Linked DNA regions of Homo sapiens: regions 1, 2, 3 and 5 are each linked to region 4. Evidence: chromatin contacts called from ENCODE Hi-C or POLR2A ChIA-PET data. All regions are on one chromosome and are shown on one strand. Each heading gives the region's core, a stretch centred on a gene start or an enhancer-like site at or near the end of the contact. The rest is flanking DNA. Distances are from core to core; before and after follow the strand shown. Region 1 overlaps PLCL2 (phospholipase C like 2). Region 2 holds the start of PLCL2 (phospholipase C like 2). Region 3 overlaps SLC6A6 (solute carrier family 6 member 6). Region 4 holds the start of ANKRD28 (ankyrin repeat domain 28). Region 5 holds the start of XPC-AS1 (XPC antisense RNA 1).

Region 1 (4,085 bases), core at 1,133-3,632, 1.1 Mb after region 4:
TGGCTACTGCACAATTTCTTTGCCCCCTTTGCAGCAAAAACAATTTGAAGAGTTGTCAGTGCTCACTGTCTTCAATTCCTTGCTCCTGTTTTTTTTTAAAGCTGCTCCCTTCAGGTCCTCACTGTCACTTTTCTCCAAAGCCACTCTTGTCAAGGTCACCAATACCCTCCAAGTTCCTAAATCCCTCAAGTCAGTTTGCAGTCCTCCCCTTACTTCACCCGTCAGTAGTGTTTGGCATGGCTGATCATTCCCCTTCTTGGCACACTTACTTCGCTTGGCTTCCAGGGCTCCCTACTCTCCCAGTTCTCCTCCTGTCTCACGCATCAGTCTTTTCAGTCCCCTTTTCTGTTTGCTTCTCTTCTGTTTGCTTGCAGCATTGGAGTGATCCCAGCCTTCTTTCTATCTGTTCACACTATCCTGATATTCTCATCCCGTCTTGTGGCTTTAAGTGTCATTTATATGCCAACCACTCCCAAATATACATCTCTACCCCGACTCTCTTCTATGATCCAAGCATATATGTCCTACTAGATTTTTCCACTATATCCTACTAGATCTTTCACTTTTCATATCTGAAACACAACCCCCCCTTTTCCCCACCCAGCCTGCTCCATCTGTAGCCTTCTTTCTTAGTTTGATAATATCCTTTCAGTTGCTCAGGCCTTGGAGTCATCCTTGACTCCTTTCTTATCTCATGTACTACATCAAGTCTATCAACAAACACTTTGGTTTTATCTTCGAGATATAACTAGTGATAGTGTGCTGTAAGTATTATTCCCAATGTAGAATTTGTAATGGGGCCAGGCACGGTGGCTCACCCTGTAATCCCAGCACTTTGGGAGGCGAAGGTGGGTGGATCACTTGAGGCCAGGAGTTCGAGACCAACCTGGCCAACATGGTGAAACCCCATCTCAACCCAAAATACAAAAATTAGCTGGGCGTGGTGGCATGTGCCTATAATCCCAGCTACTCCGGAGGCTGAGGCAGGAGAATCACTTGAACCCGGGGGGCGGAGGTTGTAGTGAGCCGAGATAGCGCCACTGTATTCCAGCCTGGGCCACAGAGCAAGACTCTGTCTCAAAAAAAAAAAAAAAAAAAAAGTAATGAGCACAGCTCTGATTTGAATACAGGTCTGTCAGGCTCCAAAGTTTTCTCCATAGTTTTGCATTAATATATTCTTAATTTTATATTTGCAAAGTTATTTTTATTTTAATATCATAGCTTAGTGGGAGAGTAGGGACACTATTTAAAACTAAGGAGCAGACAAAGAATACTCCAGAGTATCTTTAGAATTTACTTAGTTTGTCTCCCTAGTTCTAGGAAATCTGAATCTAACTCATATATTAGATTATATTTTCTTTGGAACAAACCCAGATCTTTAAGAAAGAGGAGTTCAGTGCCTCCTTTCCCAATTAGCTAATCATCTATAAGCTTCACTTTTGTCATACAAAGGTGCTGGACTCCCAGAGTTCATGCAGTCACAACTCAAATGGTGAAGAGGAAACCTGAACTGTCTCTAGTTATTTTTAGGTGTTCCTGATAATCAATTTTCATGCAAAATACAAATGATCATTTATTTGTCCCTTTGTTTTCATGAATACAGGCTGAGCATCTGTAATTCAAATATCCAAAATGTTCCAAAATCTGAAACTTTTTGGGTACCAACATGATACCACAAGTGGAAAATTCCATACCCTAACAGCACCTTTGCTTTCAGTGTACATAAACTTTGTTTCGTACACAAAATTATTAACAATATTGTATAAAATTACCTTCAGGCTATATGTATAAGATGTATATGAAACATAAATGAATTTCTTGTATAGACTTGGATTCTATCCCTAAGATGTCTCATTAGGTATATGCAAATATTCCAAAATCCCAAAAAAATCTGAAACGCTTCTGGTTCCAAGCATTCCAGAGAAGGGATACTTAATATGTAGTAGTATATGGATGCCTTGCCTCATAGTCACCCTCCCCAGTGGTTTAATGCAACCATTAAATTATTTTTGTTTTAAAATATTTGATCTGGGTTTGAATTTATGGAAATACTTCACGTCAGTTTTTTTTTTTAAATAGCCAAATAGTGTTTCAAAATTTTATCAAGATTGTGATTGGTCTTTAACCTTAGAAGCAAAACTGACATGGAAGGATGAAACAAGTAGGTAGAATGGTGAATTTTGGTATTCATGTGTTTGGACATCTGTGTCCTTATCAAAAGAAAGAATGTATATAGTTGGACAAAATTGAAGGTCCATGTGGTATATTTAGAAAATATTACTTGTTAGTGGTTTAACATGTGTATAGTGGTTTTACTTCAAGCACTTTCAAAGATTTGAGTTTGTTTCTGCCCTTGTAACACTTCAACAGTCATATTAGTTTGCTTTACCATTTTTCTTTGAAGGGAACTGAGACTGATTCAGTTGTGCAAGGTGATGAGCAACATTGCTCAAAAAGCCAGAAATAGATTTGTGGGCTTCTGACTGTGAGACCAGGTGCTCTCTCCACTGAATTATTCTGCTTTCTTTGACTGTTTTCTTTGCTTTAAAAAATATTAATGCACAATTCTGAATTGCTGTTGACTGTGAGATAAATTCATGTTAGATCTATAAATAATGCACTTTCCAACCAAACCAGCCAATGGAACAAAACGCTTTTTGAGACATTGGTGTTGGAAGATGGCCTCCTCCCACCAGCTGACTGTATTCTCATCATCCCCCACATCTGTCCCATTGTTTCTGATGCTGGTACCAGGCTCCTGTCTCCAACACATGCTTAGATAATTACAAGAATTAACCTCCCTTCCTTCTGTTCTTCTCCCTTTCCCCCAAATCCTTTTTCACAGTTTCCAGATTAGTTCTCCTACAGCACTACTTTGTGAAATTCTCTCAACATGTTCTATGATACCCTTTGCTCTGAGGCTGAAGCCCTAACCTTCCTCTTGGTTTCCAGGACCTCCCATGTATCATCAGTACTACTCTAGCATCTTCTTCTGCTTCTCACCAACCTCCGTCTTGGCCAGACTGGGCCTCGCAAACTGACATTACTTCACCTCTCTTGTAGTCTTGTAATCTGTACCCTATTCCAGAATTACTCTCCCTCTCCTTTTGGTTAGCAAGCCCAGCTTTCCTCTAGGGACTTTTCTTACCCATTCGCTGGAAATTTGGTTGTAGGTGTGCCCTGTATCTTTTATCTAGTAAGACTCTTCTGTGGGTTTACTAATTTTCATTTAGAAAGAGGATCACTACCTAATGATGTAAGGTGTGGTGTAAAATTTTTCTCAATTATATTTTCAGATTATTGCTGGGATTCTGTTATGATTAGTAAGCAAACGAATTAATATTTTAATGGTTGACTGCCTTCTGATATGTTTACCTCAAATTATATCATTTTAAATTATAGATTTAAATTTTAAGAAAAACAAATATTTACATTTAGTCAAAGATTTTGTGAAATGACCTTGTTTTGAGAAAGAGAAATGAAGTCCAATTACTGAATAGAATATGAATATATAAATATATTTATGTATGTGTATATATGTAAAAAATAGCTGTCATGTAGTCATTATTTTTGTGACAGTGTATTGCTAAAAAGATCTTCATAATAATTTTGAATAGAACACTGGGGGTGCTAGATTTAGAAATTAATGATTTTATGGAAGAAAGATCTGCCTGTAAATTTTGCTCCTATTATGAATAAAAGGGAGACCCTTATTTCAGATTATCGAAATACAGGGACTGTAGCATTAATGTAACACCCACTATAATGTGTTTCTTTTAAAAATGTTTTCTTCAACACCCTGTGATATATGACTTGCCAGATTCTCTGATCCTGGGGCCCTTTAGCAGCCATGCTATGTGTTGTCATAATGTTTTAAATTTGTGGCTCTAAAATGCAATTCAGTTGTGTTTAGCCAGTGTTGATCTTTTTCTTTCTTCTTAATTTGGGACTTTCAGTGTATGCCATTACTTATGAGAAGTGCTTTAGTTATGAGTTGTGGAGAGAGAAAGTAGTTGGAGAGAAAATTAAGGTAACTCTAACATAGATCTTAATATAGTCTATAAAGTTTTCATGAGGATAATACA
Region 2 (3,837 bases), core at 1,208-3,707, 1.1 Mb after region 4:
TGGGAGTCCAGAGTGAGATGGATAGGTGCTCACTTTGGAGGGCACTGGTGAATCAGCTGGTGCTTCTATAAAAAGCATACTGGGGGTTAAACATCACTAAGTCCCTACTCAGCCCAGGAAAATCACAGTGAGAGCCATGGGATCTATGGCTTTCATAGCATTTTACTAGTGACTCGTAAATGCAGGAAAGATTAGATACTAACACACAAAAGGCAGAGACACCTCTGGGTGTTTATTCAAAATATCAAACTTAGAGAACTTGAAGAATAAAGACCCCAGCATTCTTTTTTCCTCCCCCGAAGCATACTCACAGGCTACTATGACTATAAATTTAATAAAGCAGAGTTAAGAGCCTGATTTGAATTATTTCAATATTTTTCCTCCAAAACTATCACAAGACAGAAAAAATAAACATTTTGAAACACAACGAGAAAAAAGAAAGAAAAGAGCTGAGACTGAATAAAACACTAAGCATTGTCCTTCGATGTAAAAAACTATTTCTGTTAGTGTGTAGGCCCAGGTTGGAAAGAGATGTACAAAAACACGAATTCAGAGGATCGGAAGAATTAAAACGCCCCCAAGAATAACATGAAAGTATTTGATGTTGCTTCAGGGGCAAGGGCGAGTATGTATATGTACGTAAATCCATTTCCTCAGAGGCTCCTTGGCAGTCTGTTACAACACCACGCTAATGAAAGCCAGGTCTTTAAGTTCACCCCGCCTCTGGACTATTAGTTTCTCCTTTGCGCCCTGCGGGGACTGCATTCCTGGAAATGAAAGCACACGAGTTGGGGAAGGGCTGGGGTGCCAGAGAGGGTAGGAAGCTGGAGCCCACGGAGCCTGGGATGGAGAGGTGGGTGGGCCCAGGCCTGGGGCGTGGGGTGGCGGTGGAAGGTCTGGGGTCTCACCCTTCGGAGTTTTGAGTCTTGTCTGGCTCCAGGGAGGGAGATCCAGGGGAGATATTTACGAACGGAAGCCACACGATCAGCTTGGACTTTTAGGCCAGTCACTCCGCCTTAAGTGGGTGCGTGAGAACCAGAAGAGGGACTGGCTGTAGCGCTGCAAGTGAGATCCTGTCCCAAAAGATGAGCCTGACTTAGGCTGGGCCCCGCAGGCCGGCAGGGCCAGCCGGCATCCCTGGTAGGGGAATCGGGAAGGTCTCAATGATAAATCTGTGTGTGGAGACTCAGAGGGCACGAAATAGGCTCTGCTGATGTCCTCTGCCCCTCATAGCCTGCCAGCCACCCCAGCCTTCACCCCTGCCTCAGCATCCTTCCAACTAGTTGAATCAATCAGGAGCCCAAGGGAAAGGAATTGGTCCCAGTGTATGAAATGAGTCTGACCTACTGGGGAAGTCAGAGAGGAGTGTCCCGAACTGGGTGGGAAGGAAACGAGTTCCGTGCGCGGGGCTGGGGCAGGAGTGAGGCGCAGCGGCCGAGATCCTGAGCCCCGGGACCCTTGTTCCGGGCCCCGAGGCCTACTTGGTAGTTGCCCCTCGGGGTTCCGGGTGGGTGACTGACAGTTGCAGCAGCTCTGGGGAGGCGAAGGATAGGCAATGACTTGGGGCTCCCGTCCACTCGGCTTTGAGGTCCCCGCGGCCCGATGACCCGGCCTCGGTGACAGCAGCCGCGACGGCGGCAATCTCGACAGGGAGCTAGGCGGCTCATGGTGGGTCAGGGGGCGACCGAGGAGGGACCACGCGGCCTGTAGGGGGCAGCGCCGAGCTCGGGAGGAGACAGCAGCCGGCGGGTGGGGTGGGTCTGGGCTGCCCCCTCCGGGAGCTGCCCCGGGGCCGCACGGCGATTGTCATACCCGGCCGCCCCTGCCCGCCGTGGGCTTCCTCTCGGCGCCGCGGGCCTTAACGGGGCTCTGAGGGGACGTGACAGAGCTCGGCACGCGGCAGCCTCTGGGGAGTTAGGGTCCGGAGAGACCCACGCGTCGCCCCCCGCCCGCCCGGGGCCGGGAGATCCTCGGGAGCCGCCTCCGCGTGTCCAGAGAGTGTCGGGGCGGCCGCCACTTCCCCTCGCCCTTCGCCGGAGGTGGGCGCCTTTTCCTGCGTGGCGGGTGCTCCGACCCCAGTTGCTCTGAGCCCCGGGGAAGCGCGCCCCGAGCCCCTGACGTGGGCGCCCCGTTACCTCGGGGTGGGTGCCTGGGGCCCCTGAGGTGGGCGCGGGTTGCCCCGGGGTGGGCGCCCGGCCCGCGCGGGTTATTTTTGGCGCCCGCAGAGGCGCGTGTGTTGGGGCGTGTTTTCCTTCCCCAGGTGCCGAGAGCCGGGGCTCCGCCGGCGCCGGAGCTGACTCGTCTCTCTCTTCTTTCCCCTGCAGGAATCTTCCGATAATTCTGCCGCCGCGACTTTAACCGTGCGCAAGGCGAGAGCTCGAAACAAACATCACATCTAAATTAAAAAAAAAAAAAAGCGGAAGAAGCGGCCGAGGCGGCGGCGGGAGGAGAGGAGGAGGGGCCGCGCGCGGCGGCCCGAGGCGGCGGCGGGGACGCGGGGACGCGAGGACGCGGCTTTGTGCAGGCGGGTCGCGGGGCGCCCATGGCGGAGTGCGGCCGGGGGGGCGCCGCCGGCGGGGCCCTGCCCACCTCCCCGGGCCCGGCCCTCGGCGCCAAGGGCGCCCTGAAAGCCGGAGTGGGGGAAGGCGGTGGCGGGGGAGGTCGCCTCGGCCACGGGCGGGCGCGCTATGACAGCGGCGGGGTTTCCAACGGAGACTGCAGCCTCGGCGTGTCCGGGGACGAAGCCCGGGCTAGCCCTACCAGGGGACCCCGCGGCGTTGCGCTCGCCCCGACCCCCAGCGCGGTCGTCTGTACCCTCCCCCGGGAGAGCAAGCCGGGCGGCCTGCCCCGCCGGAGCAGCATCATCAAGGTAGGTGGGAGAAGGGCGCTCATCGCCCACCCTCAGCCGTCCTTGGATTCTATTTTCTCCCTGGGGGAGTGGTGGTGGAAGGAGGAAGCCCACTGCTAACAGGAACCACTGGAGCATGGGTGCTTGGGGTGGTTGAGCGGGGATTGGATGCAAATGGCATGTGGAAAGAATGGAGAGGTGATCCCTAATGTGCAGGGGGAGCTGTGCTCAGACATCCTCAGTTGAACTTGGGGCTGTCACCTCTTCCAGGATTGGTCTGGCATTAGGGCCTTGTACCTGCCGGGGTAGGGCATACTCTTATGTGTAGCCTAGTCTGGTTAACAGACTCCCTGTAAGATTTCTATTGTATCTTAAACACAGATAGGGATTATGTGAAATGTGAGAACATTTTCTTAAAAATCCCAGGCGGCGAACAGAGGGTGAACAGAGATTATTTAATAGGGTTCTTCTGATCCGTATACAGTTAGTTGGCTCTTACAAATGTTTACACTTCGAGGGTGCAAAATCTCCTAATATCCGGTCACTCAGTCACAAAGAAAAATAGAGTAGATTTCTGAACATAAATGCAGATTTCCGCTTTCTTAGGCTCAAAAGCTCAGAGATTACAGTTCCACACGATTTAATCTTTTTCCTTGCTGCAGTAGGCAGGCCTCGAGTACTGTGGAAGTTCTTTTGGGCAGTTTGCTTGGTTTTGCTTGCACAGTGTTAGCGGAAGAAAGCCAGCGATTGTTTTGAGCATTTTAAACTCAAGAAGTAATATTAGGAACTCCCGAGTTTGTGTTAGTTTCATTCTAATGTTACATTTTGGTTCGCAATGTAAAAATATTTTTCATGACATGAAGTGCAAAAAAAAATAGTTGATGAGCTAAGAAGAGCAGAGCCTTAGGCAAGACCAGCTCATTCGGCTCGCTCAAGTTTGGAGCAAATGAAAACATTGCTTTCTGAAAATCAAGGAGTTATCAGGACAG
Region 3 (3,757 bases), core at 375-2,874, 1.4 Mb before region 4:
AGGCTGGTCTTGAACTCCTGACCTCAAGTGATCTGCCCACCTCGGCCTCCCAAAGTGCTGGAATTACAGGCGTGAGCCACCACGCCTGGCCCACTTTTTCTTTTTTTAAAACAAACACAGGGTAGAATGGTTGCCACAAAGTATAATAGAATTGCAATGTGGCTGTTTTTTTTTTTTAAAGCTACTATTTATTGATCAATTGGTATGTGCTGGGCTGTGTGCTGAATAACATTAGGCAGCATCCTGCTTAGTCCCTGGTCTTGTTTTTACCCTCATTTTTTACCAGTGAGGAAGCGGAGGCACAGAGAGGTTGTTACTTGCTCTGGGTCACACAGCTTAGTCATGGCCTCAGCCCAGAATCTGGCTCTGGAATGGGCAGAAAAGTGAGGAAAGGAGAGAGATGCCTGCTGTGGAAAGGGCGGGGCAAGGGGTCCAGCCAGGCACTTGATTCCACAGCAAGCCTAGTGGGCAGGGAGTTGTTTAGGCCTCAGTTTTCCCCACCTGTAGAATGGATGTCATCCAGGTCTCTTCTTGCCCCTGTTCTGGGACTCTAGGAGCTGCTTGCCCAACCCGCTGATCAGTTTGCTTAACCAAGAGGTTTGCTGAGAAACCTGGCCCAGAGATCCTTCTTAAAGGCCAGGTATGTGCTAGGCAGTTTGGGATGGGAGAAGCAGGCAAAATAGGAAACAGACAAGGACCTGGCCTCTTCCTAAAAGCATGGCAGAAGCTCCTGAGTGGTTATGCCATTGACAATATGAGATTTAAATCATTGTTCTCCACCAGAAAGAGACATGTAGGACACTGGTTGTTAAATTGAGAAGTGCAGGGTCTGCAGGACGGCAGGGCAGGTGCAGAGAACTCTCGAGCCTCTGGGAAGGTTGCCCAGGAAAAATAGAGGCAAGGGCTTGACTTTCCCCAGAGCCTTGGACTGAGGTGGTAGATGCTGGGGGAGGCAGCATCTGCAACTCAACTCAAAGCCCAGCTGGCTGGTGCTCAGGGCACCGGGAGGGATGCAGAGCAAGATATAGGGGTCCCCATTTGCAAGCAGTGCAGAGACCTCTTTCTAAGCTTTGCTCGGTGCCGGAGGCCCAGGTGGCCAGGTGGGAACTCTGGCCTTGAGCCTCTCTCTCCTTTCCACCCGTGTGTGTAGCCTCAGCCAGGCTGCTCGCTTCCCTGCGTGAGCCTCAGCTTCCTTTATCTATAAACTACCAAAGTCTCTTCCACAATAGGAGTGTTGGAGAATAGGAAACTGTGTTCATAAACAGCTCAGCCCCCAGAATAAGTCCTCACAAATCTTAATATTAAACAGGGAGACAGCAAAGGGATATTGTGGCAAGCCATGGCATCGCTGGCACGGGGCTGCACCTGCCTGCGTGTGTGTCAAATCTGACCAGGTGATCTGCAGTTGGTTTCAGGCACAGCTGGCTCTGGCTGTCACCTCTGGAACACAGAGACAAGGAGAATGTTTAGCTGGGCACAGGGAGAGGCTTCATCCCATAGCCTCTGTATCAGTCAATTCTAATCACTTGTAGCTGTAATAACCAAAGAGGAAGCTCTTAAAATGGGGAATTATGTATCTCGGCTGCTGCAAAATAACCCTGGGCCCAGTGCCAAGGAAAACAGCCCTTGTCGGCGGGTGCAGGGACGCCTGTGGAGGAGGACTCGCTCCTGAGTACTCACTGCGCAGCGGGGTGACCACTTGTGTGTGTGTGAGGAAGCTGGGGTGACTGGCCTAATTGCAAGTTTGCAGAGGTGCACAGAGATACTCCGGGGACTCCCTGGAGGGTGTCCTCTGAGGTCAGACTGAGCCGCAGAGGGACAGTGGAGGCTAAGCTCCTAAGGGTTTGGATACATCACGGTCACTGTTACTCCCAGCGGAGTGACCTCAGGGCGTCTCTTGTCATCTCTGGGCCTTATTGATCTCACCCTGGGGAGGATGAAGGCTTTATATACCCCAAGGCCAGGGGTGGACTGGATAGTAGTGATAGCGGTAGTAAGAGGAGATAGTCTCAAGTCATAATGTAGTTGCTGTGCATGGAGTGTGTGCCACATCTTGTTCTAAGCACCTCCTGTGCACCCCCCCTCATTTAACCCTCACAACACTCCCACAGGGAAGGTACAGTTACCCCATTTTACAGATGAGGACACTGAAGACTAGTGGGGTTGAGTGACTTGCCTTAGGTCACCTGTTTGGGGAAGTGACTTTCAGCTTCTGGGTTGAGGCTTATATTCTGGTCCCTGTAGGGGCCAGGGTGCCTGGGGCAGCTGGCAGGGAGCCAGGGGGCTTTTTATACTGCGGCTCCAACAGCCAGTGGGGAAGGTTCAGAGGGGACTGAGCCTGAGCAGTAGGAGGGACTAAAGCAGTTCTGTGTGGCCCGTGTCCCAAGGAGAAGGGGAGAGGGAAGATGGGGCCAGAGGGTCGGCAGGGGCATGTGCTGGGACCTGGTGGGCAATGGTGAGGAGCCTGTGTTTTCTTCTAGGGGTGAGCAAAGGGTTGGGCGGGGGCATGAGGACCTGATTCTGCTTTTTAATCTGCCTTCAGCTGCTGCATTGAGAATAGATCAGGGGCGGGCAGAGTAGCAGCAGGGAGACCTGTGAGGAGGCTGCCACAGATGCCAGTGCAAGGGCTGAGGGGCCTGTAGCTCGTGGTTGCCATGGCGATAGAGAGCTGTGGGTGGATGCCAGGAATGTACAGGCGGGTCTTGCTGGAATGGGCTTCTTCAGGGGCAGGGCTGCTGGCTGTGTGTTCTTCAAGGCAGGTGGACCTGTGACTGCAGCCCCCACAGGTGGAGAGGTGGGTGCACCTTAGAAATGAGGAGTTGGGAGACCCCCACCATGCCAGGCACGTGACAGGTCCCCACTCTGCCCTGTTGAAAACCCCCACCCCCATCCTGGCTCAGCCCCAGGTGGTGGGACGATGGGGTCCTGAGTGTGGAAGGGGGTGGAGGCTTCATTTTGTAGGAAATCAGAGCCTAGAGCAAAGGGACTTGGGGAACCCCAGTTGCTCCTCCTCCATGTTTCTAGAGGGTTCTCGAATATTAGTGTGGCAAGTGGGTCTGTGTGCCCAGAGGGCAGAGCCGGGACTCTCAGGGTAGCCGCAGTGAAGCAGACCCCAGCTCCTAGCGGGGATGGACTTGGCCCATCCCAGCTGCCAATGAGGTCATGAGCTTCTGGGTGAGGAGGCTCCAGGGTCATTTCCTGAGAAACACCTTCACTCGGAGGGAGTTGAGTCTCACATCCTCCAATTATGCGCCCACCGAGCCAGCCCACAATGGGCTGCCCTGATAACCATCGGGGGGCTGTGCAAGTCAATGCTGGAACAATGCTGGCTGCTAGGACTATTTTTACAGTAGCCATTGGCCTGTCGAATCCCGCGCCCGGCCCCGAGGGAGCAGGGCAGAGAAAGGCGGCGCGGATGCTCTGGCAGACAGAGGAAGGGCTCCATGAGCTGCCCAGAGGCTTCAGGAAGCCTTTCTTGGTCTGCTGGCCGCCAGATAGTGAAACAATTGGGGTCCCCCACCCCGAGCCAGGGAGAGGAAGGAGGTGTGGGGGAAACGGGGGTTTTGTTGTGCTTTTGTGCCTCTGTTCCTCGAGCACAGCCCCTGTGGGCCCAGCAGCTGGGGCCAAGCCAGCACATCCCCTCTCCACACCCCAAGTCCTCAGGCAGCTACTGCCTCACCCTGCCTGCAAGGCCCTGAGGCCAAGTGACTCGCCTGGTCACAGGATTGGCAAAGCCAGGGTTTGCAGTTGTCACCAG
Region 4 (3,629 bases), core at 885-3,384:
AAAGACAAACACATGCATAACTAAATATAATAATTTCTTAATCAACGATACAGCCTCTTGATAAGGTATACTATACTAGTCAAGGAGCCAGCTGACAGTAGCACTAAAACCAAGGTTAAAGATGAAGACTGAATCTCATATAAAGTCTTATATGTAAATACATAAAATTCATTACAGAAAAGGCCATGCCTTAGTGTTGCTGGGGGTAGTCAACCTTTCCTAAAATATGCAGAGTTCCTGATTCTTGTTACATCAGTTTCTGAAACCACAAAATGAAAACAGAAACGTGGTTGCCATAACTACTAATTCTCAAATTATTTTTAAACAGTCTTTTAAAGAGATTAAGACATAGTAAAGACTGAAATGTTATCTCAGCATTCAAAAAAGTAAAAACGAAAAATGTGCATTTTATACAAAAATACTGCATCATATCTACACACGTATTGCTTTAATTTGGGTTTGTAAAGAAACTATTGGAAATTTACATCTATTCTTAAAAAACAAGATTTATACTACTAGTTCAGTAGAATATAGTAAACATATAAACTTACATATCTTACCAATACATTTCCAGAAGGTGGAGAATGTAGGGATTTATTTTCCTGTGGCAATTTAGAAATGAATGCAGGAGATTCATCTTCTACCTCCTCCAAAACAACAATACACACTCGACTCATTCGATCTTTTAAAACACTAAATTCCAAGCTATGTGATAAAAGTCACAGTTGGAAGAGCACAAGTAGTTTTTCCTCCTCTTCTGTACAACACTTACAAACATTCTCTGAACAGCACAGCTGGGTTTTTTTTTTTTTTAAAGTTAATAAGTACTACTGGAAAAACAAGTTTAAAATTATGACTACATAATTTGTAACTTCCTAAATATAACGAAATTCTATTATTTCTGTTGGATTACTGCAATACTTAAGAAGAAATTTCACACCAACATGTCAATAACTAAAACTGAGTCCAAGCTCATTTAAAAATATTTTTCCTCTACCAAAATAGTCTTATTGCTCTATCTCTGAAATTTACTTGCACAAAACAATCATTGTTTTTGGTGACACAACACCACACAATATAGAATGAAATGAGAAACAACTGCTGTGACAGAGATGATCACAGCGATACCCACTCTTGCCTGCAAGGTCATATAGTTACCAGTAGCTGTTTTGCTTATAATTGAAAATAAAAAATAAAATCTCACTATTCTGTTTCCACTTCTAATTTGTCTTCATTTCTTCATCACTGGTTTAATGCAGATACTATTCACAGAAAAAAGATCTAGAGCTCAGCACAAATCCTGAAAATGAAGCTCAGAGGTTAACAATTCTTTCAGTGTTTGGGAAAGGGGCAAAAAACAAAAACAAAAAAAAAAAAACCACTCTGCATTAATAGCAAAGCTGCAGTACGTTTACATGTGATGAGTCAGACCACAAGAGACAATACGACTCTTGGTACTAGAATACAGCTTGATTAATCCAGGTTTCCCATATAATAGAAGAAACACAGTTAGCTTTATTCCCATCGATAGCATAAGCAAGGCAGAGCGTTCATTCTTTCTCCATCAGGCAGTTGTCTGTGGCTGCTCCAGCAAAAGGGCACAGGCACCAGGCAGAAATGGTGTTAGTGGAGAATCCTAGTAGAACAAGCAGGCTGTGAAGGAATTAGAAGGCATTTGAGCTCAAATTACTGCTTCAGGCTTTTTGTTTTCTTTAAAAAAAAAAAGGGGGGGGAAAAACATAGTAGTGTATCATTCCAGTGTTTCCTTTGATCTCCACATGAATACAGCTTCCATTAAACAGTCTTCATTCAGAGAAAAAAATAGCAGACTGTGCATCTTCTTTGAGCCAACTACTTTATTCAGTCATCTGCCTCTTTGCCAATATAGTTTCCTTCCACTGTGAAAACCGCCACAGTTATCCTTTTCAGATTTCAAATGCTTTCCTGTTCCTCAGATGATCTTGCAAAACACCACTGACATCCCCAAATGAGTAGGTCCTTAAAAAATATCTATAGAACCTCAGTATCAGTCCCACAGAAGCATTCCAACGGAGCAACAGTCTGAAGAGCAAAGACTGCAGACCCACAGGATGAAATGCCTAGTAATGCTCACATGTTACACTTACCAGAGATCTGAGCTACTTCTCGGGATGTAACTTCCTCTAGCAGGAGAAAAAAATAGTGCATTTGGACAGCCTTCACAATTAGAAGGTTCATGCCAGTTCTGTGACTAATCCAAATCAAACTAAAAAATTCTATAACTGAAAAATGAGTGCGCTTTTAACATTTTCCACTAAAAGCCACAAGGAAATCTGGTGTACTGCCTCTGCTGACTAACAGTGGTTTTAGCAAGTAAACAATTCCAAACGGCTTAACTGCTTTCGTGTGTTACAATAAAGCAAATGTTTAACCCTATAATGACAGTTGCAGTAAGAATATGCCTGCAATGGACTCATAAAAAAGGTTTAAAGATGGAGAAATATTTTATTAGATTATAAAAACCATGAAATTGTTTTATTCATATTTTTACCAAGATCAGTTTTAATCTGCCAGGTGTATTTTATTTTCTAGAATGCAAAGCTTAAACAAATGAAATTTAAGATTGTCTAACAATTTCTAAATTGGTGAATTTAATCAATCATTGATTCATATTTTAAAGGGAAAAGCAAAAATTTCATAATGTAGAAATCCTAACTCTAAAATTATATAAATCATTTGATTTTTCACTGAAGAAATAAAATAATCCTACCTTCCCATTTGGATAGGGAATAAAGCCTTAAAAATCTGTTAAAGAGGTACATGAAAAAAAAAATGTCCTTCGTCCTGAATTACCTATGTCAAAAGGGCACAGGGTAATACAAATAATCTCCCTCCCTATAAATTTCCCAAAGCCATAAATAAATGTCAAAGCCAATCATTTCATCGTTTTTTTTCTTCTTTCTCTGTTTACCCAACATGGGGGATATTTCTCAAGAGAAAACTTACAAAGAAAATACCATGGTCCCCCTTCAATCTGTGTTCTTCATATTAACTAGCATTTTTATTAATAAACAATAATAAACATAATAGTTACTTTTGAACATCTGTGATATGCTATGTGCTGTACATTCTCATTTAATACAATAACCTTGCTGTATTCCCATTATAGAGGGAAAAACAGACTCAGAAATGATGTATTTTACCCAAAGTTGTATAAATTAATAAAGTTGTGTGTTATTTTAAACACATACTCTTTCTAATCTATTCTGCTATCACTGAGTACACACACATACAGACACACTCTCTTCTCTCCACTCATCTCCAGATCTTTGCAACCTGTAATACTAGCTTATAAAAGTGATCTTAACAAACAGGTAACCTATAAAGGTTGTGAAAAGTTTAGGTAACAAAGGAATATACTATTTATTGCTATATTCTAAAACGAGTTATTTTTAAATGGGTACTTCAAAGCAAGTCTTAAAACCATAAAAAGGAAAAAAAAAACAAAAAATCCCAGCATGATACAAATATAAGAATGTCAGAATTTAAAACAAGAACCATTGAAAGCTATAAAATGTATCAATCTATGGAAGAAGCAATAACTCTAACATATTTGTACCAATTAAAACATGCTAACAATTCATTAGTTA
Region 5 (3,663 bases), core at 30-2,529, 1.6 Mb before region 4:
AAAGATGCTGACTGTTTTTTGCTCACTAGCCTGTGAGTCCCTAAACCTGGGAAGAACGTTTTAATCCAGCATTACGATGCCAGTTTCATTGGCTCCGTTCCCTCTGGAGGGAAGCCAGAATTGGTAAAGCACTGACTTTGCAAATCCAGTGTAACATCCTGAAAATTGGAGCCACCAGGCCTCAACTCCCAGCAGCCCCATGCCAGCTTTCCATCCCCATCTCTGGAGCCACCCCTCCCCATCCCTGTGTTTAGCCTCCATCGAAGGCCCCTCACGCACACGGGATGGGAGTAGCCGCCATGGAAATCAAAGCCAGTGATGGCCTGGACACAGTCGATGTCCAGCTTGCGGGCCACGCGGTGTAGATTGGGCAGGTTCAGCTGGACACAGCCAATAGGCATCATGCTGGGCAGGAAGAGGTACACATTCCCAAACTCGTTCCGGGGCACCTGTGTCGGGTGAGCAAGTCAGCATTTGGCCAGCAGGGGAACAAGGCGGCCTGGTCCTGAGCCCTTCTGATGCTGCCCTTACCTTCCCGTCCACGGCCACTGGGGGCTGATACTCCTCTGTCTGCCAGTAGCCAAACAGGCCCAGGTCATTTTCTTCCCGCAGCTGGGGCTCAGCAAGTCGGGCTTTCCGAGCACGGTTAGAAAAGCCTTTCACCATCTGCACCAGAGGACACGGCCACCGTTTACAACAAAGGCATCCAGTTCCTCAGCACCGGGCCAGGCACCATGCTCAGTGCCGCATGCCTGGTACCTGGTGAACCCTCAGAACACACCTACCAGCTGGGGTGCTTTTTCTCCCTTTTTTTTTTTTGAGACAGAGTCTCGCTCTGTCGCCCAGGCTGGAGTACAGTGGTGCAATCTTGGCTCGCTGCAACCTCTGCCTCCTGGGTTTAAGCAATTCTCCTGCCTCAGCCTCCTGAGTAGCTGGGATTACAGGTGCCTGCCACCACGCCCGGCTAATTTTTGTATTTTTAGTAGAGACGGGGGTTTCACCATGTTGGCCAGGCTGGTCTCGAACTCCTGACCTCAGGTGATGCACTCGCCTCAACCTCCCAAAGGGCTGGGATTACAGGCGTGAGCCACCGTGCCCGGCTGCTCCCCTTTTCTTACTACAAGCACTAGCTAACATTTATGGAACATTCTCTGTCCCAGACACTATTCTCGGTGTTTTTTGTTTTTTTATCCCCCTGAGACGGAGTCTCACTCTGTTGCCCAGGCTGGAGTGCCCTGGTGTGATCTCAGCTCACTACAACCTCCACCTCCCGGATTCAAGTGATTCTCGTGCCTGTCTCCTGAGTAGCTGGGACTACAGGTACCCGCCACCATGCCCAGCTAATTTTTATATTTTTGGTAGAGATGGGGTGTCACCATATTGGCCTGGCTGGTCTCAAACTTCTGACCTCAAATGATCCACCTGCCTTGGCCTCCGAAAGTGCTGGAATTACAGGCATGAGCCACTGCGCCCAGCCTATCTTCAGTGCTTTATATGTTATTATTTAATTTTTTCAACAAACCCACAAGGTAGGTCTTATTATTGTTTCCATTTTACAGATGAACACCACAGACGGGGTAAATGATTTGCCTAAAGTCACACAGCTCGTAAGGGCCAGAGCCCACACTTTCATCCACTAGCCTATATTCTGTGCTGTCATCACTGATAGCAGTGACTGAGACTGAGAGACAAAGTCACTTAAGAGCTGATGGCTGGTAAGTGACAAGAACCAGGATTTACAATTCAGGTAACTGTCCATCAGTAGAGCCTGTGTCTCAACATATAACCTATGTCTGCTCACACGCCCTAGAAAGCACTGACAGTTCAGGACTCCCAGTGTGCTCCCCAACAGCGTGCAGTGGCCAAGGCCAAGATCTTCCCTGGGGAGTGAAGTGGTGAGAGGGGCGCAGGACAGGCAAGGACAGAGTCACGTAACTCTTAGAGGAGTCAGGCATGGGCGTGCGGCTGAGGGCTGGCCCCTGGGCCTCAGCATACAGACTTCCTCTAGTGCAGGGGCCCACAAGCTTGTTCTGTAAAGGGTCATGCGTGGCCTCCATCACATATTCTTTATTCTTCTCATTCTTATAACCCTTTAAAAATGTGAAAAGCCATTCCCCAGGTTGGGGGTGGCCTGCGAGCTCTCATGTCCATTCCTGCCATGATCTCTGGGCGCACCCTCTCTGTCACCACTTCAGGGACAGAGGGACTCTGAGTTCTGACAACCGTCCCTTTCTGAGAAGCCATTCACCCAGCACACTGTTCAGTAAACTTCCACTGGGATCTCCTGGAGACCAGGCCATGACCCAGTCATGAAGGAGGGATGGAGCGAGGACAGTCTTTGCTCTTAGGAGCTCAGGCTCCTGCAGGGGAAGAGACAGAGCTACGACTCAGCGTGATGAGTACAGGGTGGAACAGGAGCTCAGAGGCAAGCCATTGCCCAGCCCTGAGGACAGTGGAGGCAAGAAAGGCTGCTCAAAACAGGTCCCGCCTGAGCAGAGGCTTAAAGGGGCAAGGGGTTGCCCAAGAGAACAGGGCTGGACCCCACAGGGCACAGAGGTGGGAGAACACTGGGACCTGGGGCCTAAGTCCTCTGGAATGCAGAGGCAGTGAGCACCAGAACATCACTGTGCACCATGGGGAGGGTGCGGGACTCAGACTAAAGGCGCTGGCCAAGGTGGGACAAGGATGGCCAAGATGCACAGAAAGAGCCTAGTGACTGACAGGGGAATGGATTCAGGCTGGGAAGGAGGCTGTGGCTGTTGCCCAAGCAAAAGATACTGAGGCAGGAGCTGGGGTGGTGGGGATCAGAACAAGGGGTGAATTTGAGAGATTTGGGATTCCAGAACTGTGCTACCATGACAGCCACCAGTCACGTGTGGCCACTGCACACCTGAAACGTGGCTGGTCTGAACTAAGGTACAGAAAGTCAAATACACAGAAGATTAGAGAGACTTAGGAACAAAATGGATTTAAATATCTCATCAACACTTTAAAATATTTCTTACTGCTGAAATAGTATTTTAGATATATCTGGATATATTTTAATGTTAAAATTCCACCTGTTTTTGGTTTTTAATGTAGCTACTAAAAAATTTAAATGTGTGGCTCACGTTACATTTCAACTGAACACTGCTATGCTGGTTCCAGCACAAAAGACAGGTGAGATGGTGCAGAGAAAATCCTCAGCAACCCTGCAGGCCCAGGCAGGGGGCATCGCCCACTCCAGCCTGCTGCTGGCAGTGACTGTGACCAGCGCCTGCAGCCTTTCCCACTAAGCGGAGGCCCCTCCACTCCCCACTCAGCTTCCCGGAGTCTTGCAACCCCCAAGGACTCCTGGGGTCTGATGAGAAGTAAATGGTCTCTGTGATCAGCCACTGTACACTTCCGGTCGTACGGAGCTGTGTGTCCTGTGAATAGTCTCTGTGGGACCTCGCTCGGTTCGTGTTCCTCAAGAGCAACCAGCCTAACAGTGCCGCAGCACAGTGTGAAAGGAGCACTGGCTTTAAGGCAGAGCCTGGGATTCTCACCTGGGCTCTGCTCTGCCATTTTACTAACTGTGGGGACTTGGACAAGTCACTTGCCCTGAGCTTCAGTTTTCTCATCTGTAAAATGGGCATCATAATGCCAATTCCTATGGCTTTTGAGGCAACAGAGATCACATAC

The links. Hi-C counts contacts between places; a loop is a spot of excess contacts on that map. ChIA-PET counts read pairs that join two places held with the same protein, here RNA polymerase II (POLR2A). Pooled maps may share reads with other maps.
Region 1: a loop to region 4 is called in a pooled map, with 4 times the contacts of the local background. The contact joins the enhancer-like site here to the promoter of ANKRD28 in region 4. A Hi-C loop is called at or near these places in 2 of 37 single-sample maps with no recorded cell type and 3 of 50 pooled maps.
Region 2: a pooled map shows a loop between it and region 4 (4-fold over the local background). The contact joins the promoter of PLCL2 here to the promoter of ANKRD28 in region 4. A Hi-C loop is called at or near these places in 1 of 37 single-sample maps with no recorded cell type and 5 of 50 pooled maps. POLR2A ChIA-PET finds 5 or more read pairs at or near these places in 1 of 52 experiments (CD8-positive, alpha-beta memory T cell).
Region 3: a loop to region 4 is called in a map with no recorded cell type, with 6 times the contacts of the local background. The contact joins the enhancer-like site here to the promoter of ANKRD28 in region 4. A Hi-C loop is called at or near these places in 1 of 37 single-sample maps with no recorded cell type and 4 of 50 pooled maps. POLR2A ChIA-PET finds 5 or more read pairs at or near these places in 1 of 52 experiments (GM12878).
Region 5: a loop to region 4 is called in a map of natural killer cell, with 12 times the contacts of the local background. The contact joins the promoter of XPC-AS1 here to the promoter of ANKRD28 in region 4. A Hi-C loop is called at or near these places in 1 of 168 maps with a recorded cell type or tissue (natural killer cell) and 3 of 50 pooled maps. POLR2A ChIA-PET finds 5 or more read pairs at or near these places in 1 of 52 experiments (PC-9).

The regions. Positions count from the first base shown.
Region 1 is chr3:16,910,174-16,914,258 of GRCh38, forward strand. All of the region lies in intron 1 of PLCL2 (phospholipase C like 2), which reads left to right. Among named protein-coding and RNA genes, the nearest start is that of MIR3714, 21 kb to the right of the region's middle. RefSeq lists an enhancer at 2,451-2,680. Within about 2 kb of position 2,383, at least 4 of the 41 ENCODE cell types and tissues checked have a DNase peak (open chromatin) inside an H3K27ac peak, as active enhancers do.
Region 2 is chr3:16,882,498-16,886,334 of GRCh38, forward strand. It overlaps PLCL2 (phospholipase C like 2), which reads left to right and starts at 2,458. Exons shown (of 6, transcript NM_001144382.2): 1 at 2,458-2,869. The coding sequence starts at 2,543. LOC105376972 (a long non-coding RNA gene) reads right to left here and starts at 1,845. Exons shown (of 3, transcript XR_002959616.2): 1 at 1,348-1,845; 2 at 909-1,073; 3 at 431-767. RefSeq lists enhancers at 602-1,310, 2,313-2,808, 2,809-3,308 and silencers at 1,611-2,280, 2,491-2,820.
Region 3 is chr3:14,438,054-14,441,810 of GRCh38, forward strand. All of the region lies in intron 2 of SLC6A6 (solute carrier family 6 member 6), which reads left to right. Among named protein-coding and RNA genes, the nearest start is that of SLC6A6, 37 kb to the left of the region's middle. RefSeq lists an enhancer at 1,344-1,844. Within about 2 kb of position 1,625, at least 16 of the 41 ENCODE cell types and tissues checked have a DNase peak (open chromatin) inside an H3K27ac peak, as active enhancers do.
Region 4 is chr3:15,795,845-15,799,473 of GRCh38, forward strand. It overlaps ANKRD28 (ankyrin repeat domain 28), which reads right to left and starts at 2,135. Exons shown (of 28, transcript NM_001349278.2): 1 at 561-2,135. The coding sequence starts at 677.
Region 5 is chr3:14,148,283-14,151,945 of GRCh38, forward strand. XPC-AS1 (XPC antisense RNA 1) reads left to right here and starts at 1,280. Exons shown (of 2, transcript XR_001740603.2): 1 at 1,280-1,320; 2 at 1,560-3,663. It overlaps XPC (XPC complex subunit, DNA damage recognition and repair factor), which reads right to left. Exons shown (of 16, transcript NM_004628.5): 12 at 532-666; 13 at 280-449. RefSeq lists enhancers at 271-955, 2,573-3,073.